Linked DNA regions of Homo sapiens: region 2 is linked to region 1. A link is a loop called in an ENCODE intact Hi-C map of the cell type or tissue named here. Cell type or tissue: GM12878. All regions are shown on one strand. Links, peaks and the distances in the headings refer to the core of each region. The heading gives the core; the rest is flanking DNA.

Region 1 (17,220 bases), core at 937-8,936:
TTTTTTTTTTTTTTTTTTTTTGAGATTGAGGCATGATCTTGGCTCACTGCAACCTCCACCTCCTGGGTTCCAGTGATTCTCCTGCCTCAGCCTCCCAAGTAGCTGGGACTACAGGTGCCCATGACCACGCCCGGCTAATTTTTGTTTTTAGTAGAGATGGGGTTTCACCATATTGGCCAGGCTGGTCTCAAACTCCTGACCTTGTGATCTGCCTGCCTCAGCCTCCCAAAGTGCTGGGATTACAGGCGTGAGCCACTGCACCTGGCCTACAACAATACCTTATCAGTTCTGCTTTCAGTTTCCTTTTCATGAACCATATACCTTCTCCCTGAAGAAGAAACCATATCTTATCATTTTCTGTCTCCCCAGATCTTAGCACAGTGCCCTACACATAATAGAAAGTTGGTGAGTGAATGAGTGAATAAATGAAATGAAACTATTTCCTTCTGGACACAGGTGAGCTGAGTCGTCAGCTGGAAGAAAAAGAAAGCATAGTATCCCAACTTTCCAGGAGCAAGCAAGCCTTTACCCAGCAAACAGAAGAGCTCAAGAGGCAGCTGGAGGAAGAGAACAAGGTACACCATTGAAGGAAGACTTCTTTGCCCTTATTTTTAAATATCACCTGTAGGAGGAAAAAATAAAAGGCAACTTCATTCAGAAGGTGGTGATAGAAGGGACACACTTGGATTGTATCATGCACCTGGCACTAAATATATCAGGTGCTCTTCTCTTTTTAACTTCTGCAGGCCAAGAACGCCCTGGCGCACGCCCTGCAGTCCTCCCGCCACGACTGTGACCTGCTGCGGGAACAGTATGAGGAGGAGCAGGAAGGCAAAGCTGAGCTGCAGAGGGCGCTGTCCAAGGCCAATAGTGAGGTTGCCCAGTGGAGAACCAAATACGAGACGGACGCCATCCAGCGCACAGAAGAGCTGGAGGAGGCCAAGTGCGCAGCTCTGTTTGCTTTTAGAAGAACTACTTAGGAATGAATTCGATGAATTTATTTTTATTACTAGGCGTTTCCCCATCTCATGTGTCTTTAAATGCGGTGCTGGGCCATTAGAGGGACCTGGCGTTAGCACATTTTATTAAAACAAACAGCTTTGATCTTGGTCAGACACAAGGCAAGTTATTGATCCCAGATTTTGAGTAGACAGGAAATTCTCCTGGGCGTATAAAAACACATGGGTGTCTGAATCACATAGATTAGTGATTCCAACTTGATGAATAGTGATGTTCAAGTGGATGGAAACTGAAATAACAGCTGCTTCTCTTTCATATTCTTTAAGGAAAAAACTTGCTCAGCGCCTTCAAGATTCCGAGGAACAGGTTGAGGCAGTGAATGCTAAATGTGCTTCACTGGAGAAGACCAAGCAGAGGCTGCAAGGAGAGGTGGAGGATCTGATGGTTGATGTTGAAAGAGCCAATTCCTTGGCCGCCGCTCTGGACAAGAAGCAGAGGAACTTTGACAAGGTGTGGGGTCCGCTGTGTGCTGGGTGAATGCCATGATGTAAGGGATTCCTAGCAGCCGTGGAAGGAGGAGAATGCATCCCGGACCTGACTCTGCCCTCACCAGCAGTGTGGCCTTGGGCAAGTCCCTGAACTTCACCGGGCTGTAGTTTCCTCATCTGCAAAACAGAATGGGAATGGGCTGGGGGTAGAGGTCCCTTTCAAATGTTGTCCGTGGAAACAAACCAATTTCTACAATGTCCGTGCAGTCCTAAGCATTTTTCCTTTCCGTACTACTGGTCTGTCTAAGCTGAGATCCTATTGGGAGGCTTTCTGGAAGCCCTTCTTTCAAGATGGCAGATAAAGTTGATTGGAACCAATGCTTTAATGAAATATTTAGAAGTACAGGGCCCTTTTTATATTAGGAAAAGGACAATTATGCCCAGCTAATTCCTTCTCAAAGGATCTATTTGCTTTTTCAAGATGGCAATTGTTCCTGACTCATTACCTTGAGTACATTTATGGAACAGAATCTTGATTAGCCCAATAATCGACAACAAGGAGCCAGGCAAGTGATGCCAAGTGTAGCCCTAACTCTGCATTTAATTTAGTTATTTAGTATTTTGTTAGAAACCTAGAGGAGAGCTCAGAAACGGAGAGAACTTCCGTCCGGTGTTTCAGGTGTTGGCAGAGTGGAAGACAAAGTGTGAGGAGAGCCAAGCAGAGCTGGAGGCATCCCTGAAGGAGTCCCGCTCCTTGAGCACTGAGCTCTTCAAACTGAAAAATGCCTACGAGGAAGCCTTAGATCAACTTGAAACTGTGAAACGGGAAAATAAGAACTTAGAGCGTAAGCTATTCGAAACCCTCTGAAACCTCCTCCTTTCATGCTCTATTGCTCGAGAGCATGCTGGCGTGGGTGTGGCTTCATCACTCAGTTTCCTGCACACATGTGTGTTAATGCACATGCAGAAAGTGTTCACCATCTGACGGGTTACGTTTTAGCCTCTCTCTGTACAATATCTTATCTCTAGGAAGCAGGAAACCTTAGGATTATAATAAACCAGGTAAAAAGCATTGAGTCAATGCTTTGCATGTCTGGAAACCCACGCAGAGGCGCTCATATGCAACTGAAACTTACTTCTTTACAGAGGAGATAGCAGATCTCACAGAACAAATTGCTGAAAATGGCAAAACCATCCATGAACTGGAGAAATCAAGAAAGCAGATTGAGCTGGAAAAGGCTGATATCCAGCTGGCTCTCGAGGAAGCAGAGGTGAGTGCTGGGAGGCAGGCTCAGGCGCAGATGCAGCCATGGTGAGCCACGGCCAGGGAGGCTGGCTGCTCCATGCTGTGTCTCCATTTTTGCCTTTGTCAAATCACAGTCCTAATGCCTGCTGCTTTCCCGTCACACAGCAAAACTGTGAGGCTGAATAATACCTGTGAATTATCTTAAATTTATTGGAGAAGACTGTCATATTAAATAGGCCTAAAGATGAGATTTTACAAAATATTACATGAATTAAAAATATCTAGAAAGTGCTTTATGCTCCTAAGAAATATGATTTAAACATTATTATTGGTTGATAGTATAATCAAAACCAAAAAGCAATGAAACGTGCTTTTATTTCTGCACTGAAGATAAATTTGGGACTTTTTTTTTCTTGAGACAGAGTTTTGCTCTTGTTGCCCATGCTGGCAATCTAGGCCCACTGCAACCTCTGTCTCCTGGGTTCAAATGATTCTCCTGCCTCAGCCTCCCGAGTAGCTGGGATTACAGGCGGGCACCACCATGCCTGGCTAATTTTTGTATTTTTAGTAGAGACAGGGTTTCACTACATTGGTCAGGCTGGTCTCAAACTCGTGACCTCAGGTGATCTGCCCCCCTCGGCCTCCCAAAGTGCTGGGATTACAGGTGTGAACCACTGCACCCGGCCAATTTGGGGACATTTAAAAAGTGAATTGTGACTATTGTAGGATTAGATTTAGGACTATTCCATTGAAGTTTTGTTATCCTGCAGGGTAGTGGAGCTGGCTCCATACCATCACAGACACTATTTGATTTGCTTTTGTTTCTTAAAGGCTGCTCTTGAGCATGAAGAAGCCAAGATCCTCCGAATCCAGCTTGAATTGACACAAGTGAAATCAGAAATTGATAGAAAGATCGCCGAGAAGGATGAAGAGATCGAGCAGCTGAAGAGGAACTACCAGAGAACAGTGGAAACCATGCAGAGCGCCCTGGACGCCGAGGTGCGGAGCAGGAATGAAGCCATCCGGCTCAAGAAGAAGATGGAGGGGGACCTGAATGAAATCGAGATCCAGCTGAGCCACGCCAACCGCCAGGCGGCGGAGACCCTCAAACACCTCAGGAGTGTCCAGGGACAGCTGAAGGTTTGAGAGAACCCATCGGGGAAAAACCTCTCTCCTCCTCACATACTCAGAAATGTAGGCTGGGCACAGTGGTGCACGCCTGTAGTCCCAGCGCTCTGGGAGACTGAGGCAAGAGGCTCACTTGAGCCCAGGAGTTTGATACCAGCCTGGGCAATATAGCAAAACCTTATCTCTACAAAAAAAATAAAAATTAGCTAGGCATGGTGGCACAAGCCTGTGGTCTCAGCTACTTGGGAGGCTGAGATGGGAGGATTGCTTTCCAGGAGGCAGAGGTTACAGTGAGCTGAGATCACGCAACTGCACACCAGCTTGGGTGACAGAACAAGACCCTGTCTCAAAACAAACAAAACAAAACAAAACAAAAACAAACAAACAAACAAACAAAACTCAGAGATGCAGATGAGGCTCGTGGTCCTAACGCCTCAACTTCAAATAGAATGTTCGTTTTTCTCTGGCTAGGATACGCAGCTCCACCTGGATGATGCCCTCCGGGGCCAGGAGGACCTGAAGGAGCAGCTGGCGATTGTGGAGCGCAGAGCCAACCTGCTGCAGGCCGAGGTGGAGGAGCTGCGGGCTACTCTGGAGCAGACGGAGAGGGCCCGGAAACTGGCGGAACAGGAGCTCCTGGACTCCAACGAGAGGGTGCAGCTGCTGCATACCCAGGTGAGGGGAGGGAGAGGAAGAGAGGCGAGGTTCCAGCCTCATACGCACCTGGTTAACAGCCCTCCTCTTGCCCTAGAACACCAGCCTCATCCACACCAAGAAGAAGCTGGAGACAGACCTCATGCAGCTCCAGAGTGAGGTAGAAGATGCCAGCAGGGATGCAAGGAACGCTGAGGAGAAGGCCAAGAAGGCCATCACGGACGTAAGGCGTCTCCTTCCTGCTGCCCTCGGGCTGCCGGGATTGCATTGCATTAAAGCCCTCACATAGTTAGACAGGTGCGGTCTCCCCCAGCCACACCTGGTGCACATTCTGCTCCCCGAGGGCTCCCATCTCCGCTCAAACTCCCCTGTTCCCTCCTGCACTTTAGAAGAAGGGCATAAGAAAAAAAGGCAGGAAGGGATTATATCCTAGTAGTTCTGCCTGTGGAGAGGTGTGCATGTCTTTCCTTCAACATCTGACTTATTCCAAATATGAAAACAAGAACCTGAGGTGTTAATATCCCACACATTTTTCCCTTCCTGGGTCTCCGAGGCTTTCTCCCGGCGGCCCACCGCGCTAATGGCGCCACCTGCTGCCTGGCGGGAGAACTTTACCTCGAAGCGATTTTGTTGTTCCTGTACAGCCTTAATTCTCCAGAGGCCTTCCCTTAATCTCACTATCCCCAAATCTATGAGGCTGAGTATCAAGTCAGACTACTCTAAGTCTCAAGCTCCTTTGAAAATATATATTGGTGGTAATGAAAAAAGAATTTCCCTGGGGCAGGGGAGAGTTTCAAAGGAGGCCAGCTTAAGAAAGGGAAGAAACTGTTTCCCAGCCTGTCGCTAAAGTTCTCATTGCCTCATTGATTAGGTTATTTTATCTACTGGGTGTAGCTCTGGCCCTCTTCCAGGGTGGCAGAGTGTGCTTCATCACAGTCTCACCCGTTGTCCTTTTTCTTTCTTTCTTTCTTCCCCCACCCCCGAGATGGAGTTTCACTCTTATTGACCAGGCTGGAGTGCAATGGCGAGATCTCGGCTCACTGCAACCTCCTCCTCCTGGGTTCAAGCAACTCTCCTGCCTCAGCCTCCGGAGTAGCTGGGAATACGGGCATCTGCCACCACGCCCAGCTAATTTTTTGTATTTTTAGTAGAGATGGGCTTTCACCATGTTGAGCAGGCTGGTCTTGAACTCCTGACCTCAGGTGATCCACCCGCCTTGGCCTCCCAAAGTGCTGGGATTACAGACGTGAGCCACCGCGCCTGGCCTGTCCTTTTTCTTTAGCATGGTCTCTGGTCCTCCGAGGTCCCCAGGTTTTGACAGTTCCAAGGCACTGGAGCTTCCTCTGCATCCTAGCAAGTCCCATGTGCTTTTCAGGCTGCCATGATGGCGGAGGAGCTGAAGAAGGAGCAGGACACCAGCGCCCACCTTGAGCGGATGAAGAAGAACCTGGAACAGACGGTGAAGGACCTGCAGCATCGTCTAGATGAGGCCGAGCAGCTGGCGCTGAAGGGCGGGAAGAAGCAGATCCAGAAACTGGAGACCAGGGTGTGTGCAGGAGGAACCCCGCCTGCGCTGAGCTTTCCAGCCTCCCAATCACGCTGCAGCCCCAGACTAATTTCCCCACCCTCTCCCCCAGATCCGAGAGCTGGAGTTTGAACTTGAGGGAGAGCAGAAGAAGAACACAGAGTCTGTTAAGGGCCTGAGGAAGTATGAGCGGAGGGTCAAGGAGCTGACGTACCAGGTAAGTGGAACGCAAACGCCATGATCGTGTCCTCTGTGACGTGCAGATTCTCCATCAAACCACAGGAAGAAACACTTTGGCCCAGAAAGCTGCCCATGCCGTGTGCAAATCTGCCCCCTCCTCTCCAGTGACATTCCCACTTTCTCATTCTTAGAGTGAAGAGGACAGGAAGAATGTGCTGAGATTGCAGGATCTGGTGGATAAACTGCAAGTGAAAGTCAAGTCCTACAAGAGGCAGGCGGAGGAGGCTGTAAGTGAGATAGGTGCTGACTGCGGCAGGCAGACCGTGCTGTTTCCCGTGGTGAGTTCTGAGAGAGGCGCGTGCTGATATAACCTGCCTGGGCTCTTTGGTTTTAGGATGAACAAGCCAATGCTCATCTCACCAAATTCCGAAAGGCTCAGCATGAGCTGGAGGAGGCCGAGGAACGTGCGGATATCGCAGAATCTCAAGTCAACAAGCTCCGCGCTAAGACTCGAGACTTCACCTCCAGCAGGGTGAGTCGCTGAGCTGGGAGGAGCCCCCCCCCAGGGACTGTAGAAACTTCTTAGCTGGAAGGAACCTCAGAGAACCCTTTACTTTAGAGCTGGGGAGTCTCAGGCTCAGGAAGAGAAAGTGCTTAAAGTCACTTAGCTGACTGGACCCTCGCTAGAATCCTGGTCTGTGAGTCACAATAAAAACCGCCATCCTGCACATGTACACCATGGAATACTATGCAGCCATAAAAAAGAATGATATCATGTCCTTTGCAGGGACATGGATGAAGCTGGAAGCCATCATTCTCAGCAAACTAACACAGAAACAGAAAACCAAACACCACATGTTCTCACTCATTAGTGGGAGTTGAACAGTGAGAACACGTGGACACAGGGAGGGGAACATCACACACCGGGGCCTTTCCGGGGGTGGGGGCGGCAAGGGGAGGGAGAGCATTAGGACAAACAGCTAATGCACGTGGGGCCTAAAACCTAGATGACAGGTTGATAGGTGCAGCAAACCACCATGGCACATGTATACCTATGTAACAAACCTGCACGTTCTGCACATGTATCCCAACAAAACAAAACAAACCGCCATCCTGAAAAGGAGCGAGCGGGTCCCACTGAGCTCTTTCATGCGCCCCCTGCTGGTAACAAAAGGCTGCTGCAGGAGCCCCCTCCAGAGCCCGCTGAACACACAGCATCCGACAGTAGGTCGCTGGGTCTCCAGCGTTTGGGGCTTGCTCTTTCGGAGGGCCAGTTTCTCAGGCTATGGGGTGACTTCATGTGTGCAATCGTGCGTTTTCCCAAGGTCCAAAAAATATCCTGTGTCCCACTGAAGTAGGCAAGCAACTCTGATGCCAGCCGGCAGAAGTGGTGGGTGGGAATGTGTCTCTGCCACCCGACTTGACTCCAGGTGCCTACTTTCTTCCTAGATGGTGGTCCACGAGAGTGAAGAGTGAGCCAGCCCTTCTGGAGCAGGACAGAAGATATGCAAAATGTATATTTTCTTGATTCCTGACCATTGATACTTAATGTCCATGTGACTCTTTTTCACATGCAATAAACTTTGCTTTGTTTCAATCTGGGGCCGCTTTGCTGTATTTGTTTTCCTCTTCCCCATGCAGAAATGGTTCCTAGTTTGATGGTTTGTATGCTCGGAGGTGAAAGCTTTGTAAGCAGATGGCTCGGTAAATTCAATTGGTGTGTGCATGTGCGGAGGGAGAGATGGCTTTTGGCTTAAATCAAAAAGGAAAAAAAAAAACTTCCGGGTTAACCTTTGCTTTGGTGGGGAATGGGAGGGAGAGCTTTTCAAAAGAGTCATCTCTTAATATGACATGAAGGAAACACAAAGGTAGGCTCATGAAAAGCCCTTGTCTTGAGTTGAATAAGGTTATAAAGCAAAGGCCCACATTCTCCTTCTTTACATTCTAGTGGGGAAATACATCTGAAATCTAGTAAATATTTGTTGGGCAGCTGTTCATGTAAGCACTGTGCTATCAAAAATACATAAATGAATAAAAAAGAGGCTGGCCCCTTCAAGCGCTCAGTCTAAATCTACTACTGTTATCTTAGATCAGTGTGCACTATTTCAAAGCTGCACAACAGAAAATCCCACCCCTGACCCAAGATAACCTTGTCTTTACCTTAAGAGGGAAGGAAGGCAGGAAGTCAAATAACTATCTGGTTGACTTGCTACTAGAAAGAGCATCTTCTAGCCTGGGATCCTTTGTTTATTGTCATCAGTAAATTTATTAGCAATAGCTGCCAAGTTCCCTTCTTTGTCTGATTCCAGAAGATTAGGGGACCTAGTTTGACTCAGGTGAGAATGAAAGGCCAAGGGGTGTTCTCTCCAGATGTGGGGGAACTCAACAAATCATTTAGCTTTTTCAATAAATAAATTGCAAAGAAAAAATATAAAACAAATACAAGGGAGACCTGTAGATTAAAAGATACTTAGTGGACCTATCCGCCAATTGCACTGTGTGGACCTTGTTAGGATACTGCTTTGTACAAACACGCTGTTAAAAAATAGACACACACACACACACACACACACACACACACGGTCCAATTGGTAAATTTGACTATTGACTGGATATTGATGGTGACATGAGATTATTGTTCATTTCACGGTATAATGTGATTTTGTGATTATGCTTTCTAAGATAGTCCTTATCTTTTAAAAATACATGGTAAAGGCTGGACGCAGTGACTCACGCCTGTAATCCCGGCACTTTGGGAGGCCGAGGCGGGCAGATCACGAGGTCAAGAGATCAAGACCATCCTGGCCAACATGGTGAAACCCCGTCTCTACTAAAAATACAAAAATTAGCTGGGTGTGGTGGTGCCCTCCTGTAGTTCCAGCTACTCGGGAGGCTGAGGCAGGAGAATCGCTTGAACCCAGGAGGCGGAGGTTGCAGTGAGCCAAGATCACACCACTGCACTCCGGCCTGGAGACAGAGCAAGACTCTGTCTCAAAAAGAAAAAAAAAAGGTGGTAAAATATGTACATACCAGAAAGGAAGAGTAAGCGAGAGATCGTTGAAGTAAACTTATTTTACAGAACTTATGACTTAAAGAATTAATAAAAGAGGCCCCTGATGCATTTTATGCAGAACTGGAGTGCCTCTGCACTTGAAAATACCTGGGGCCGTGGAACCCCCTGTGTCCACTTATTGGCAAAGTGTGACATTTCCCACAAAGGAGAAGGTGCGGAGTTTGGTGCTGGAAGTGACCTGTGACTATTTCTATTAGGCTCTGATTTTGTGAAGGATATAAATGAAAAGATTCATTTTCTAAGAGTGAATATTATGACCAAAGTCACCCATGTTCATTTATTCCATAAAAAAAGGATGCCCACGACTATAGAAAATGTAAGCTGTGTTATTAAGAAGCAAAAAATGAAAGCACCAATTCCATTCCAAATCAGGAGCTGCCGTGCCACACGAGCCAGAGAGGGGGTCTCCTCCGACCATGGAGAGGAGGAGGATGAGATCAGCCACTATTTACTGAACTCCACCCATGTGCACTTGGCATGCACTCTCTCGTGCCCTCAGCATACAGACTTGGCGATGAGGAGATGGACCTTATCACCCACTTTACAGATGAAAAGACGAAACTCAGTGATTTGTTCAAGGTCAAAATGGCAGAGCTGGATTCTCTCTAGATCCTAAGACTCCTTTACCCTACAAAGTACTAACCTTCTACCGGGGCAGCCGGCCACATAGACAGGCGAAATCCCTCAAAAGAGCTGGCGCACAGGGTAAAGCTGTGTTGAAACTGGGCTGATAGAACCCAAAGCGTGCTTCGTGTTTTCTTTTTGATGATCGACTGTTTCTGTTAGCGTCCTCCAGGTGTTTCTCTATAACCCTCCTCTTGTCCACCACCTCAGCCCACCCCATCCTCAGAGAGCCTCTCTTAAGATAGGACCTTTGACCATTCAGTAGGAACTTGGGTGACTTTAGCTCATTTGCAATATCCACTGGCTCTTTCGTACATGGGCTCCAGAACAGGGTGGCAAAAGAATGAAGGGCGCCTTCTCTTCAGGCTCACTTTTTTGGGTGAGCCTCTCCAAATTAAGGACCATTTCTTATTATATTTTTTATTTTTATTGAGAAGGAGTCTCACTCTGTCACCCAGGCTGGAGCGCAGTGGTGCGATCTTGGCTCAGTGCAACTTTTGCCACCCGGTTTCAAGCAATTCTCATGCCTCAGCCTCCCAGGTAGCTGGGACTACAGGCACACGCCACCATGCCTGGCTAATTTTTTTGTATTTTTAGTAGAGACGGGGTTTTACCATGTTGGCCAGAATGATCTCGAACTTCTGACCTTAGGTGATCCACCCGCCTCGGCCTCCCAAGGTGCTGGGATTACAGGTATGAGCCACCACACTCAGCCATTAAGGGCCATTTCTAATTACTTTTCCTTTTCATAAATAGCCTTGTTTTTTCTCTTTTATTCTTTTTTTCTGGTGTTGGGACATGGAATTTATTAACCTTCTCCTTGTAATCCTCATACTATCCAGAAACCTCTGGCTTTCTGAAATTTTTATTGAGTCTTAAATCTCTTAGCAGTGGATTTGTATTTTTTATTACCTTTTATAATTTTTTAATTACACAAGAAATACATGGCCAAGCACAAGATTAAAAAAAAAAATCTGTCAACTATAAAAGGACTGCCAGCAAGGAGGGTAGACTCTTTCTTTATTTGGAACGGCTGAGATCTCGATTTATGATTGGCAGATGGCCCGCTTCTTAAGGACATGTGAGGGACACAGTTTCTAATAGGAGTAACATGTCCTTATGGGGGAAAACTGGTTGCAGTTTGCAGTCCACCACCAGCTGGTGAGGGCGGCCTTTCATTTCTCCACGCCTGGATCACCCGACAGCTGAGAGCTTTAATAAAACAAGTGTGCCTAGGAATGTGGGGTGAGCGAGCCACCCAGAACACAGATGTCTATTTACACCCCTACCAATAATCCCGGTGCTAAAAACAACAGCAGCTGGGAGGTTCTGAGGCTGCCTGCTGGATCTGAGCGGCGATCCGGTTACCCTCAGCAATGCTGAGACATTCTGGAGGCGCTCATGCCCCAACTGCTGTCCATCCGGAGCCAGGGGATGGCACAGATTATTTTTATCTCAGATGTTTCATGCTTTCCATGGCAGTGAGGAGCAAGAACTCCCAACTCCTGGGCTTTGATGAGTCTTCTTTGTGTGACATTAAACTGGACATGGCCCTTGTTCAAAAGTCCTGGGGAGATTTAGGAGGGGGACGATAGACACCCTTAGGTGGCCTTCATGGGGAAGCCTGGCGCGAACTTGCTGAGAGAAGGGGCAGCTTAGGTAAAGCATATGGAGAGGTGTCATTGACATAGGACTCCTTAGTGACTCAGGGATATGGAGACAAGATGAGGTGAAGCCTCACACCTCAAGGACAGTAAAGGAAATATAACTTTCCAAATAATAATGATGAAAGAACAAAACCAAACCAAGCCCATAGGGGTCCTGTGTGATAGAAGATGGTGACAAGGTGACACCCTTTTATAGTCAGAGAACAAAAGAAAGCCCATCTCTTGGATTGAGTTCCTAGCAGGAAAAGTCAAGTGTTGGAGCAATCTGTGTGGCCTTGGGGAAAACAATTCTTTCTCTGTTGACTTTCTGTCTCCGCATTTCGGTAATAAAGAGAGAATGATAAGGCAGAAGTGGTTCTTTTTTTTTTTTTTTTTTTGTGAGCAATCCTGGCCATGAACTTGGTTTTCTTGGCCTGGGGAGTGGGCATGGCTGTTTGCAATTCACACTGCTCAGAAGCCCGAAGAGAGGATCGAGCGTCCTGGCAAAGGCCCGGTGGGGAGGGGTGCTGCCACGCGAAGCCAGAACACCCTTAGCAAAAAGCCCAGGGCCAGCCAGAGCTTCCTGCTCCAAACTTTGCTGCTAGAAATTTCAGATCTGTGTTTCCTTGTACATGTATTCATTCATCTGTCATTTACCAACTGCCTATGCCATGCCCAGGAACAGGTGATGGGAGGAGCAGAGATACCCAAGAAAGACTGGGGAGAGGGAGCGAGGAAAGAGCTCACGTCTTAAAGCCCTAAGGCTCCAAATGAGGATGGGAGGAGGGGATGGAGGGAGACATATTTCCAAACATGGCCCAGTCTCAGCTCCAGGAGGGCAAGACGAGCATCCATAGCAGCTGTGCCTATTTTGGGCCTGGGATCTCTGTCCCAAGAGCAACAGGTGTTGAGACCTGAAGGACAGGTGGGCGTTTATTTTGAGGGCCTCCTGGCATCATTTCCAGAAACAGAGACCAGCTTTTCAATTCATTATCTCCAGCTACAATCATAAAATGTCTTCCTTTACTGCTTCCTAGTGGCCCACCAGCCTGTGGCTCTCGGAGCCTGCCTCATCACACAGGCGCACCCAGGGGGACTTGCAGGTTTCTGGGAAGGGGAGAGGTTTGGGCTATGTGCCCCTCTCTGGACTGGTGAGGGGTAAAGTGCACATTCTCCTCACAACCACATCCCACTCCTGAGAAGGCCACAGAGGAGAGAGTCAAGTCAGGAAGGAAGGACGACAACGAGGCGGATACAAGCTGGCCCTCTCTTGCCACCTCACCCCAAGGTGGGTACTCCCAGCATCTGCCTGTGCTGACGATGGAAGGACAACAGCAGCCACTTGCAGAGAATGCTATCTAAATATGAGTATAATTTCCAGCACCATCCCACGGGGCAGGCAGAGGCCGCGAGCATTCAGACGTGATGTTCCTTGCTGAAAAGTAGATTAAAAGGACATGAATTTTTACCTTTTTAAGTGACTTGCTTTCAGCCCCACAGTAAATCCCGGCTGTGTCCCGGTCTTGCATGTAGTGAGTGATCCATAAATACACACTGATTACACTCTATGTGACCACAGTTGATCTCCCATGGCCAAGAGCATGCAGCCCCGCAGGGCTCACTCTCATCCTTTGAGAATGAGGGGTTGTTTTCTCTGGGAAGACCAGCACTTCAGCTGCAACCTCAGCAGGTCCTGTTGCAAGCAGAGGGAGCCCTCAACAGGGTGTCTCCTGGCCGCCTGTCTCTTCTCCCCGCTCCTTCTCCTGTGTCCACTTTAGGGAGGGGTCAGAAGGGCAGCGCCAGCCCCAAACCTGGAACGAGTGCAGCAACGAGGGACCCCAAACTTCTAACCCCCAGAACAGCTCTACAAGCTGGGATTTGAATTCGTGGCTCACAGCCCAGGGGCATTCCACTGCTTGCTCAGGGCTGAGCACAGAGTCAGTGTTCATTCAACATTGGTTTCCTCCCAGCCTTCTTCCTTCAAGTTCTGTCTTGCCTTGTAATGCTGAGAATCCATTGCCTTCATGTCACTGTCTGAAATATGGGGGTGGAGATGAACATGAGCTTTTTTGTTTGTTTGTTTTGGTGGCTGTTGCCACCTCTGTAAGGAAATATTAATACTAGGTCTATAGTTTAAATCATCCTGTGTTGCTGAGTTAAAAAGACAGTTTGAATATTAAGTGTTACAGAAAAAGGAAGAAGCAATTTTGGGCAGTCTCTTCCTGCATGTCATGGCTCAATTGAAACGAATTTTTGGCTTGCATGGTGATATGAAGAGCTGGTGATCTGGGGTACACATGGTTCACCAACCATTTGGCCCCAAAGTGTGTAGTGTTCAAGACAGACAATGTTACAGCTGAGTCCATTCAAGTTAGTTAATACAACTTAGTCCTACTTAGGCCTATTTGAAACACAACTCTGACCTGTCACTGCTCTGCCCAGCAACTGTGAATGCCCCCTCCCGGCCCATCAGTTTAGTACACTTGCCTCAGATGGATACTTATTATTATTATTATTATTTTTGTGATAGAGTCTTGCTTTGTCACCCAGGCTGGAGTGCAGTGGTGCTATCTCCGCTCAGTGTAACCTCCACCTCCCAGGTTCAAGCAATTCTCCTGCCTCAGCCTCCCTAGTAGCCGGGACTATAGGTGCCCACCACCACACCCAGCTAATTTTTGTAATTTTGGTAGAGACGGAGTTTCACCATATTGGCCAGGCTGGTCTCGAACTCCTGACCTTGTGATCCACCCGCCTCAGCCTCCCAAAGTGCTGGGATTACAGGTGTGAGCCACCACGCCAGGCCGCCTCAGATGGATACTCAACCTGTCCTTCCACGTGTGCCCGCAGATGTGGCTCCCCTTCACTACTCCCGCCCAGCCATCTCCCCTTGAAATCTTAACACACCTCAGGCTGTCTTGGTCCTCCCCACCCACCAGTGGCTACGCCCCTATCCTTTGTGCACCTTTTTAGGGGCATTTTTAAATACTCCCTCTACTCTCCCTGAGTAGCAGTCATGACTTACACTGTCCTACTTACCTTTGTTTGTATCACAGTTCCTATTCCCAATACTTTGTATTTTCAAAGCTACACACACACAGTCATTGGAAGAACACTCAAGCAGGAATGAGAAAATCTCTGTTCCAGTCTTCACTTTCCTTCCAGTTTCTTTCATAATCTTTGGCATCTCACTCTCCAGGTTTCCGGTTCCTTACTTGAAAAACGAGAGGTCTGAACTATTCCAAGGGTTTCTAAACCTAGCTGGGCATCAGCATTGCCTGGTTTACTTTTTTTTTTTTTTTTTGAGATAGAGTCTCACCCTGTCACCCAGGCTGGAGTGCAGTGGCGTAATCTTGGCTCACTGCAACCTCCGCCTCCCGGATTCAAGCGATTCTCCTGCCTCAGCCTCCTAAGTAGCTGGGACTACAGGCACCCACCACCATACCCAGCTAAGTTTTGTATTTTTAGCAGAGACAGGGTTTCACCATATTGGCCAGACTGGTCTCAAACTCCTGACCTTGTTATCCACTCGCTTAGGCCTCCCAAAGTGCTAGGATTATAGACGTGAGCCACCATGCCTGGCTGCCTGGTTTACTTTCTTTAAAAAAAAATTCAGAATTTAGGGCTGCACCGTCAGAGATTCTGAGTCAGTAGGTTGGGTTGGAGCTGGGGAATCTGCATTGAAACGTTCCCTGGTGATTCTAATCATCTGCCTAAAGGTAAACTCTTAGAGCAGTTGTTTTAAAAAGCGGATTCCTGGGCCCAAAGCCAGATCCACAAAACGGGAATTTCCAGGGGAGAGACCTGGTAACTTGTATAGTTAATAAGCACCCAGGTGACTTTCATCATAAAGCTTGTCTGGGAAATGCAGGCCTAGATCTCTGCTACACAAAGTTTTCCAAAGACCAGCAGTATTGTGTCACCTGGGAGCTTGTCAGAACTGCAAAGTCTTAGAACCCTCCCTAGGCGACTGGATCAGAATCTGCTTTCTAATGAGATCCCTGGGTGACTGGCAGGCACAGCGGGGTTTGAGAAGCATGGCTCTAAATCAGTGATTCTCAAACTTGAACATGCCTCGGAATGCTCTGCAGGGCTTGTTGGCTGAAACCCACCTCACCAGACCCCACCTTCCAGGTTCTGATTCTCAGGTCTGGAATGGGGCTCAAGGTTTTACGGTTCTAGCAAGTTCCCTGATGATACTGATGCTGGTGGTCCAGGGACCACCCTCTGAGAACCAGGCCCTGGAGGATTTCTCAAAACTCCATGTCCAAGAGTGAAACCTCTCCATTCTGTTTTTTTTTTGTTTGTTTTTTTTTTTTTCTCTTGCTAATCTTCTCTGGCACTCAGGCACTCATAAAATCCTATTTGCCACCCTAGTGTCTAAGATTCTGGGAATTAATTAACAGTATAACCAAGTGCTAAGCTGTTGGCACAGGCAGCATTTGTTACTAAAGTTTCCAGAAAGTCACAATCTCGAGGCTGGGTGAGGACATCCCCATGGAGAAGTCCTTTCCTCCTTCCTCTCCCTCGGATTGGATATGTGGTGGTCGGTGATGCTGCTCCTGGGACTGTCATGTCAAAAGTGGCCTGGAGGCCAGGCGCAGCGGCTCACGCCTGTAATCCCAGCACTTTGGGAGGCCGAGGTGGGTGGCTCACCTGAGATCAGGAGCTCGAGACCAGCCTGGCCAACATGGTGAAACCCCATCTCTACTAAAAATACAATAATTAGCTGGGCATGGTGGTGGACGCCTGTAATCCCAGCTACTTGGGAGGCTGAGGCGGGAGAGTCACTTGAACCCGGGAGGAGGAAGTTGTAATGAGCCAAGATCATGCCATTGCACTCCAGCCTGGGTGGCAGAGTAAGACTCTGTCTGAGAAAGGAAAGAAAGAAGAAAGAAAAGAAGGGAGGGAGGGAGGGAAGTAAGGAGAGAGAGAGACAATGAAAGAAGGAAGGTGAGCCACAGCACCCTGCCATAGCTTTAAGACTTTAAAACCCAATCTTGGCAGGGGTCGGTGGCTCATGCCTGTAATCCCAGCACTTTGAGAGGCCAAGGTGGGCGGATCAGGAAGTCAAGACATCGAGACCATCTTGACCAACATGGTGAAACCCCCTCTCTACTAAAAATACAAAAATTAGCTGGGTGTGGTGGTACGAGCCTGTAGTTCCAGCTACTCAGGAGGCGGAGGCAAGAGAATCGCTTGAACCCAGGAGGCCGAGGTTGCAGTGAGCCACTGCACTCCTGCCTGGCGACAGAGCAAGATTCCGCCTCAAAAAAAACAAAAAAAACAAAAACAAAAACAAAAACAATCTCCCCACCACTTTCCATCTCCAAAAAACAAAACAAAACAAAAACAAAAACAAAAACAAAAAAAGTGGCCTGGGCCGGGCGCGGTAGCTCACGCCTGTAATCCCAGCACTTTGGGAGGCCGAGGCGGGCAGATCACGAGGTCAAGAGATCAAGACCATCCTGGCTAACATGGTGAAACCCCGCCTTTACTAAAAATACAAAAAATTAGCCGGGCACGGTGGCGGGTGCCCATAGTCCCAGCTACTTGGGAGGCTGAGGCAGGAGAATCATGTGAACCCGGAAGGCGGAGCTTGCAGTGAGCCGAGATCGCGCCACTGCACTCCAGCCTGGGCGACAGAGCGAGACTCCGCCTCAAAAAAAAAAAAAAAAAAAAAAAAAGTGACCTGGGCC
Region 2 (9,096 bases), core at 783-8,782, 53 kb before region 1:
TTATTGGCTGTTACAGATAAAGCTGCTAAGAACATTTATGTACATGTTTTTGTGTGGACACATGCTTTCATTTCTTTTGAGTAAATAGGATAGGAATGGTTAGATCATATAGTAGGTGTATTTTAACTTTCTAAGACACTGAGAACCTGTTTTCCAAAATGGTATATTTCTGCATTCCTGCCAGCAGTATATGAGAGTCCCAGCTCCTCCACAGCATCACCACTCTTGGTGTGGCCAGTCTTTTTAATTTTAGCCACTCTAGTAGGTGCTTAGTGATATCTCATTGTGGTTTTGGCATACATTTTCTTAATGACTGTTAATGTTAAGCTTCTTTTTATGCTCTTATTTGCCATCTGTATTACCTTTAGTGAAGTGTCTGTTCATATCTTTTGACCGCTTTTTATGGAGTTCTTTGTTTTCACATTATGTGTATATGTATTATTTATATTCTGGATACAAGTTAGGTGTGTGATTTGCAAATATTTTCTGCCAGTCTGTGGCTCGTCATTTCAGTCTCTTAACAGTGCCTTTCAAACAGCAGTTTTCAGTTTTAATGAAGTCCAAATTTATCAGTTTGTCCTTTTAATATAGTGCTTTTGGTTTGGTATATAAGAAATCTTTGACTAACCTAAGGTTACGAAGGTTTATGTTTTCTTCTTGAAGTTTAGAGTTTTTACTACGTATACTTAAGCATAATTTATATCTACAGTTTATAGGTTTGTCAGAAATTTGGGCAATAGTATAGTCATTTCATGAAGCAATGAAAAACAGATATTTATGAACTCATTGAGTTATGCACAGTCTTCAATTTAAACATGTGTTATATTGGCAAAAATCACATATTACTAACCAAACCATAATATCCCCAAATGAGTAGACATTCGAGTTGCTGTACCTAACCAAAACACCAGACTTTATGGTAATTTTCAACAGAACATAGCGATTGATGATGTAGTCATTACTAGTTGCATTTTGGGGAGATTTTTAAAACTTTAATTTGGTATTTAGAAAAAAATGCAGTTTCAGCAATTTAGTTTTAAAAAAAGTTTGAATGTGCAGCTAACTCAGGCTTCATTCACCTTTCTCTTTATTTACTCAGAGTGGAAAAAGAAAGCCTGTCTTTTCAGAATCTGAACAATGTCTCATTTAGAATGATGAGTTCATCCAAGGAACAAAAATTGGCTTCTGTACCTTTAGAAAAAGGAACTGCTGTTAAATGTTGGGCTGTCATTTCAGTAGTTTGATGAATCCAGTTGTTTTAAGTGACCTCTACCGGTTCACTTACATGAATTCCAAAAACTTAATAGCAGATACACGCTGTGAATGATTTGCCCTTATTTCAGAACTTTGTTAAGATTGCGTTTTGGGGATGACTAGTATTAATTAACCAGTTTTTTTAAATCAGAAGTAAAGAGTAGAACTTGATACCAGTGTTGAAATTATTTGCAGGAAAATAAGACACAGGTATTTTGACCTGATATGAACTTAGTTATGAAGCAAATTTTTTTCCCCATATGATGCCATGAAAAGTTATAGTATTTAATTTATGATAATAATTTTAAGCTTTAGTATATCTGAGAACTACATGTGACTACTCCTTAAAAATCAATTTAAAATGTGATACAAGTGATTAGAAAATATTCCCTCCAGGTCTTTACTAGATAGTCATAAAAAGATTTGACTTATATATTACAAAGGAGAATTTTCATTTGTTCTTTGTGAATTTCTTCTCCTTTTCCTTTGAATCGTGAAGAAATGTTTGGAGACTCACAGGAAGAAAGTGGCAGTAGAGCTGCTTTACAACTGATACATTTTTTGAAGTAGAGATGGTTGTTTTACTGGCTTCTCATTTTTCACTGTCTCTCTCATTTTTTATTTAGAATTTTCTCCCAAACTGGTTGGCTTGACTGGCACGAGAGAAGAGGTCGATCAAGTGGCCAGAGCATACAGAGTGTATTACAGCCCTGGCCCCAAGGACGAAGATGAAGACTACATAGTGAGTAAATGTTCCAGTTTTAACCCATGGACCAGCTCCCAGATCCCAAATAGTCATAAGGCTTTCAATGACTGACTAGCTTCTGAGAAGAGAGAATACCTAAGATTATTGCAAAGTCCTTAGGAATTTTTTTTTTTTTTTTTTTGAGATGGAGTCTCATTCTGTCATCCAGGCTGGAGTGCAGTGGCACAATCTTCGCTCACTGCAACCTCCGCCTCCCAGATTCAAGCAATTCTCCTATGTCAGCCTCCCGAGTAGCTGGGATTACAGGTGCGCGCCACCACACCTGGCTACTTTTTTATATTTTTTGGTAGAGACGGGGTTTCACCACGTTGGCCAGGCTGGTCTCGAACTCCTGACCTTACCCGCCTCAGCCTCCCAAAGTACTGGGATTACAGACGTGAGCCACCGCATCCAGCCTCCTTAGGAATTTTGAATATTTGAAAGGATAATAGAAGCATGTTTTTTACTTTTTATTTATTTTCGAGACGGAGTCTCACTCCGTCAGCCAGGCTGGAGTGCAGTGGTGCGATCTTGGCTCACTTCGACCTCCGCCTCCCGGATTCAAGCAATTCTCCTCCCTCAGCCTCTCGCGTAGCTGGGATTACAGGCATGTGCTCCCACGCCTGGCTAGTTTTTGTATTTTTAGTAGAGAAGGAGTTTTGCCATGTTGGCCAGGCGAGGCCAGGGGGTCTCGAATTCCTGACCTCAGGTGGTCTGCCCTGCCCACCTCAGCCTCCCAAAGTGCTGGGATTACAGGCCTGAGCCACTGCGCCCAGCCAGAAGCAGTTTTTTAAAAGATGATTGTTTGATTTATATTCACTGTTCTCATAATTCAATTGCCTGTTTTTCTCTTATAGTGGCATATAGGATTTTAGGGCAGTTTAAAACCAGATACTTGGGTGCCATGTTGGAAATAAAGAGAAGCCATCATTTGGAACAACACTTATTTTAAAAAGATTGTGTTGGTTCTCACTGTGTCCCCAGTAGAGGTATCAGAAATTGCTCTTCTGGAGAACCAGTTTTAGGCCATGGAGAACTGCATTTTTAGGTTGAATGAGAATTCTGAAAAGCAAAAGATGAAAGGTTTATTTGCCCATTGACTATATGCCTTGGACAGTTAGGCGTTAAATATGTGCTTTTTAATGATAAGGAACAGAAATTCTGTTGTACTTGTGTAGCTCTTAAATTAACTATCTTCATATTCATCAGCACTGCCCCAGAAGCCTTAAGGTCATGCCCAAGTTACTGTGTTTCTTTTCTTGTCAGTGGTTTCACAGTGAAGCACCAAAAGGCATTAGCACCACCACTATCCACCAATTTTCCTCTCAATTTGGACATTTTTCTCCTATCATATGAAGAGTCGGCGTTGTATTTTAGCATTATTTCAGTATTTTTCTTAGTTGTCATACTCTGTTTTTTCTATAATATTGTTTGGGCAGAGTAATCCTAAGAGCCTTTCTAGCTGTGAAGCTGTCTTTGTAGAAAGAAAGATGGCCAAGACCCTGAGTCACTGATCCAGCAGCTCCCCATGGCCCATCCCAAGAGTTGAGATGCAGAGGGGATGGGATGTCTCACTGCAGTGCTTTGTCTCAACAGCCAACTATGATTTCTTTGTCCCTTTGAACCTGGAACGTGTGTGCCCCTGGAGCCTACAGCCTGAATTAAAAGCAAGGTTCTGGCCTGTTTGCCTTAATTAAGCCTACACAGTAATCCTGTCTTCCAGATGTGGTGCCTCGTAGAATTAGGGAAACTTGGATTCCTTGGAGTAAAAGATGAGAAAAATGAGCACTTTTCTTTAAGCCTTAATTGTAAGGAAAGTAGAGGGACCCTCCTCTGTTTTCCTCTTGCTGCTTCTCTAGCAGAATGAGAGAAGAGCAGAGAGCCACAGTGGCCAAAAGAGGAAACCATAGGAAAAGGACTTTCCGGACTTCTGTCTTTATAGAGAGTTGTATTAACTGGTTTTGAGTTTATCCGATGATGACAGCAGGAATAGATGAGCTCATCAGTCTGATTTCCAGCATTAAATGAGTTATATTAAATTGTTTAAATGTATACAGTCCTAAACTAGGTAACACTCCATAGTCTTGATGCTTAGAACTCATAACTCAGAGTCAGAAAGTCAAATCAGAAAGCAGTTGTACAAATAAACCCAAACAGCCTGCAAAACTTAAATTGAAAACATTCAGTTACATTGACAAGAGATTTTGCTGAAACCAAAGTGCTGCTCAGGGCAAGAAGGGAGGGGGTTTTGGTCAGACTGCTATCACATACCCAACTCTACTCAACTGCCCCTCTGCATTTTCTATTTAAAATACTTTGAAACCTTTAATCGTGTAGCCTGCCTTGCCTGGTTAGTGTTGATTTGGCAAGAATGTATCATATTCATGTCTGCCTGTAACAGCAGTGGGCAGCTAGGTGCCAGTGAGATCATGGAGCAAACACAAGCCTGGGCACTGAAATTTATACTCACAACACAGATAATCCAGAATATGGATATTAATGTTTTTAATTACAAATGAAAACAAAAATATGTAAGTCTTATGGAAACTTCTTGGACCTTGTAGAATGTATCTTTGGCCCCATTTTGAGAAATACTGGCCTACTGCCATAAGAATTTGACTTTTGATGAGATTCGATGAGGAATTCATGCTGTACATTTGCTAAATCATCCAATAGGGGGAGACATTCTTCAGCTTCTTAGGTTTTTCATTAGTATGACTTCAGTCCCTTGAGGTCACAGATTTTCATCCATAGGATGGTTTGGGAAACTTCTGTTATCATTTAAGGACCTGCAGGAAGTAAGGGGGTACCTTTAAGGTTAATGTTGAGATGTAATGGAATGAAGTTTTCTTAATCCCAAACGACAGCAACAACAGGCAAGCTTCTGGCTTTTGAGTGGACTCTTCAGAGTGATCGAACTGGGTATACCAAATATTTGGAATTCCATAGAAAGCTGGATCTGCACATTATTGTATTATATATATATAATACTATATTATTATATAGATATTAGTTAGAAAATACTTTTGAAAAAAGAATACAAATAGCTTTCAAACCTAAATGTGCAGTTTCATAATAAAAGAAATGTGAATTGTATAATGAGGTAACATTTTTCTCTTGGCTCAGCAGTGGTCAGAAAATCTGAAAATATATTGTCGAAATTGGAAAAGCAGGAAATAAACTGCAGGAGTGAATTTGGAACAGCAGGCACACTCATGCATTGTTGATAGGAATTAAACTCATACACCCTCTTCAGAGGGCAGTTTAACAGTATTTCTCACATTTAAAGTTATATACTTTTTATGCAAGAGATTCTACTTTTTGGACTTTATCCTATAAATATACCCTATGGCATTGTTTTTAAAGAGAAAAAACTGAAAATCCAGTAACCATTTTTTAACTACTGTGTATAATCTAACGTAGAACAATGTCCAATATATTGTTAAATGAGAAAGCAAGTACTGTAGAATATATTGTTACTTGTGTATAAAAAAAATAAGTGGTAGTGGATATATACACATAGTAGATGCAGAGAATTTCTTCGGAAGGATACAGAAGGAACTGATGGCATTGGTTCACTCTAAGGGGAACTGAGGCACTCTGGGTGTGAAGAGGGGGAGGGACATTTTCATTGTATACATTAACTGGATATTCGTTTTCTATGTGCATATATTACCTTTTCAAAAAATAATTCACACTAAAACGTAACTTGCACACTAGAAAAACTGAGTTGCTGCTCTCCATTAGAATTGGAGCTAGAGGCAACGTGGTGATAAAAGTTTGTGGACTTTGAAACTGGACAGATTCTAGGTTTTAAAGTTAGGCCTGGCACTTACCAATTATATAATTTACTCTCTCCAGCCTGTGATATCATTTGAAGAGGAGGAGAATACCTGTTTCATGGCTTAAGATGACATGTGAAAGAATTTGTCAGTTAATGCTAGTGTCCTTTTTCTATACAAGGAAGTACTAGAACTTGGAAGACCTCTGTAGACCTCTGTATTAGAATAAATGTCAATGTGCTCTGTCACAACCCAAAGGAATATTGAGGAGTGACCTCTGACAAGTTCGACAGATACAGATAAAATAATATTTTTGTTGTGTACTACAAGGTAATTTATATTAAGAACACTCAGAAAATAAGTCCCACATACTGTAGTTTGTTTTTTTTAACAGAGAATAGAGAAAAGGAAGAAATAGGGAGAAAGAGTGATGTAAGCTACAGAGTAAGGCTTGAAGAGAGAACTGGAGACTTAATTCTGATTTCTGTATCAAATATGTGGAGAAACGTAGCCCCCCGTCTTGCTCCTGCGGTGAACTATCCCACAGCACTTGGAATCCAGTTGTTGGCGCTCTTTTGGTGTACATTCTTTCCTTATGTGGGTAGGCAAGTGCTCTTTCCATTTGCTATCTTAAGAATGTGTGTATAAAAAATAATACCCTCACAGACATATAGTGCGTGCTGGGGTATGTTTGGGAGGTGTCTCCAGTTTGGTATTTGTAGTCACATTCCTGTCTTTCTTTGTCTTGCCAAATAGCAGTCAAGCCTGCAATAAATTCCAAGGACTCTAAGTGCCAAATCTCACTTAAAATTGGATTTTATGGAAGTGTCTAACTAAAAAATCTGATGACTAATCTAAGTTAAAGTTAGAGCTGGGACCATTTTAGGACTTTGCTGGGAAAATGGATGCTGAGTTTACGATGACTCTCTGGTTAGGGGGGCAGCATTTATGCTCCCGAGGATTTGCTTTCCAGGTGATGGATTGATTTCAGATAGGATTATTCAGTGGAGGAGACAAAAATTTCCTTGGGGAGAAAAATGTTTCTTTTCCTGTTTCTGTTTGAATTACTAATATTAAAACTAAATATTGTTCAAATTTATAGATTATTTAAACTAATGATTAGTTTTCTGATTTCTTCTCATAAAGCGTGGTAAGCAGAATTTTGGCAGTAATGAATGACAACCAGTTCTTTCTAAAACATGAATAAACCCAAGAACTTACTAAAGAAAGCAGTTTTTCACCAACACTTAATTCCATGTGATGTCTGTTTGTAACATGTTTAGGGTCTGAGGAGATATCTTACTCAAAAATGAAGGTATTTTTCAACAAGCATTGCTATTCCACAAACATTGACTGCTTTATGAAAGCCTGCAGCAGCTATTTCTTAGAAGGTGAATTCTTTTCTCAGAGTGTGTGGGTAAATATGTTAAGGATTAAACCAAAAGAATTTCAGGTTCTAGCTGATGTGACAAGCAATAACCAGTGCAGATGTTTAGGACACAAAAGATTTTAGACAATTTTTGTTAGGAATTTGCTATGATAGACTTAAGCCTATTCCATAAATAATAGATGCTGTAAAGGTTATTTAAGCATTAATGTAAAGTTCTCTTATCTTGCAGCATACATTCAGTAAAATAAGCAGCTTATTTTGGTAATCTTTGTCACACTCTCCCCCCTTTTCTCTGCAGGTGGATCACACAATAATAATGTACTTGATTGGACCAGATGGTGAGTTTCTAGATTATTTTGGCCAGAACAAGAGGAAGGGAGAAATAGCTGCTTCAATTGCCACACACATGAGGCCATACAGAAAAAAGAGCTAGCCAAAGCAGTGTTGCTGGATGCAGTATTCTCTTGCTAAGAGGAAGGAAACTGTCTCGCATAGGAGCCTATATAAATATAAACATATATACGTGCACTCTACAGAATGGCCTTCATACCATGAGAACATTTCTGTTTTGGATGGGGATGTTACCCTTGCGTTCAACCAAAATTGATTCTTGGAACTGTAAAGATTACAACCCAAAGTCTCCCAGGAAGCTGTGGGGAGACCAGAGGATCAAGCTGAAGTGAAGCCAGTGAAGAGCCCACCTGTGGAAGGACATGGCGGGGCGAGGCACAGCCAGTGCATTCCTGCCTGCGAACAGGCCCTCCCAGCAGCTTTGCCGCCTCTCCATCGTCTTGGGCCCTTGCTCAAATAGCTGTGGGACTGAATTTCACAGAAAAGAATATAATTTCCATAGTGCTCTTGCTTGCCTCTTCTTGAGTTCTTTGCTCTTCTGAGTTCTTGGTGGCTAATAACAGTCAGATTAGGGTCTCTGCCATTCAGAGTTGATGCTTGAAAACTTTAGTTTTCCTTATTAATGAATATCACTATCAGATTTGACTAATGAAGAGGAAATCTATTGTTTGGGGGAAAAAAAACATCAGTTTGATTTCTCTAGGGGTTCTTTTATGTGATTTTTAGCTAAGTGGTGTGCCAGGTTTTCAGTGACATACCAAATGGAAATAAGAGGATATTGATCACGAGTGTGATGCTGAGTACCTTTCTGCATATACTGGATTGTACTTTGTGTAAAGTAAACATACTCAGTTTTGCTGTTCAGACAAGCGTGATCTTTTTCATGGGTGATGAGTGGGTACATAGATGGCTGCACACAGTTCTCAGGAAAGAGACCCACAGGCTCCAGCGGGCAGGTGGGTGGGACGCTTGCTGAAGTGCAGTTCCCCAGACCCAGAGCTGAATTCACTGAATCTGCAGTATGATGCAGAGACCTGCTTCCATGACAGATACCCCAGGTGACTCGGATGCTGGCGGACTGGGACCATCCCTTAAGAAAGTGTTTTTTGGGGAAATAACTTGCCTGGCACAATGGCTAATGCCTATAATCCCAAAACTTTGGGAGGCCAGGGCCTGAGGATTGCTAGAGGTTAGGTATTCAAGACAAGCCTGGGCAACATAGTGAGACCCCCCCCCCCCGCCCCCATCTCTACAGAAGATTTTTTTGGCATGGTGGCACATGCCTGTAGTCCTGGCTACTCAGGAGACTGAAATGGAGTATCACTTGAGCCCAGGAATTCAAGGCTTCAGTGAGCTATAATCACACCACTGCATTCCAGCCTGGGCAACAGAGTGAGACCCTCTAGATATATCTATGTAGAGATACAGAAATTAAAATGAATTTAAAAATAAATAAATTTGACCCTTCTTTTGGTGTGTCAGCCATTGAAGAAAATGATTATTGAGTGATAGAATGAATCTTGGCTTTTGTTTCTAAATTTAACTGCCCTAGAATCCTGGGTTTGGCCTTTTTC

The links. A loop is a pair of places that touch in the nucleus more often than their neighbours do. Peaks named below come from ENCODE experiments on the same cell type or tissue, not always from the same donor. Only the 100,000 strongest peaks of a DNase experiment are listed, where the experiment ranks them.
Region 2: it touches region 1 in a loop (11-fold over the local background); 17 of 110 quality-filtered maps call a loop at or near these places.

What each region holds. Positions count from the first base shown.
Region 1 is chr17:10,619,090-10,636,309 of GRCh38, reverse strand. MYH3 (myosin heavy chain 3) reads left to right here. Exons shown (of 41, transcript NM_002470.4): 29 at 457-575; 30 at 747-943; 31 at 1,287-1,470; 32 at 2,128-2,293; 33 at 2,595-2,719; 34 at 3,526-3,834; 35 at 4,294-4,497; 36 at 4,574-4,699; 37 at 5,852-6,022; 38 at 6,114-6,218; 39 at 6,373-6,468; 40 at 6,576-6,713; 41 at 7,631-7,778. The coding sequence ends at 7,657. It overlaps LOC124903927 (a long non-coding RNA gene), which reads right to left and starts at 5,678. Exons shown (of 3, transcript XR_007065620.1): 1 at 5,642-5,678; 2 at 4,546-4,729; 3 at 1,462-1,625. It overlaps MYHAS (myosin heavy chain gene cluster antisense RNA), which reads right to left. Exons shown (of 11, transcript NR_125367.1): 11 at 10,770-13,558. RefSeq lists enhancers at 224-343, 2,039-2,198. In GM12878, for the core only: a CTCF peak has its summit at 5,069 (motif pointing left); a DNase peak (open chromatin) is centred at 2,339.
Region 2 is chr17:10,679,627-10,688,722 of GRCh38, reverse strand. It overlaps SCO1 (synthesis of cytochrome C oxidase 1), which reads left to right. Exons shown (of 6, transcript NM_004589.4): 5 at 1,881-1,996; 6 at 7,470-9,096. The coding sequence ends at 7,604. Among named protein-coding and RNA genes, the nearest start is that of SCO1, 13 kb to the left of the region's middle. In GM12878, for the core only: a CTCF peak has its summit at 4,667 (motif pointing right); no DNase peak of the experiment used is centred there.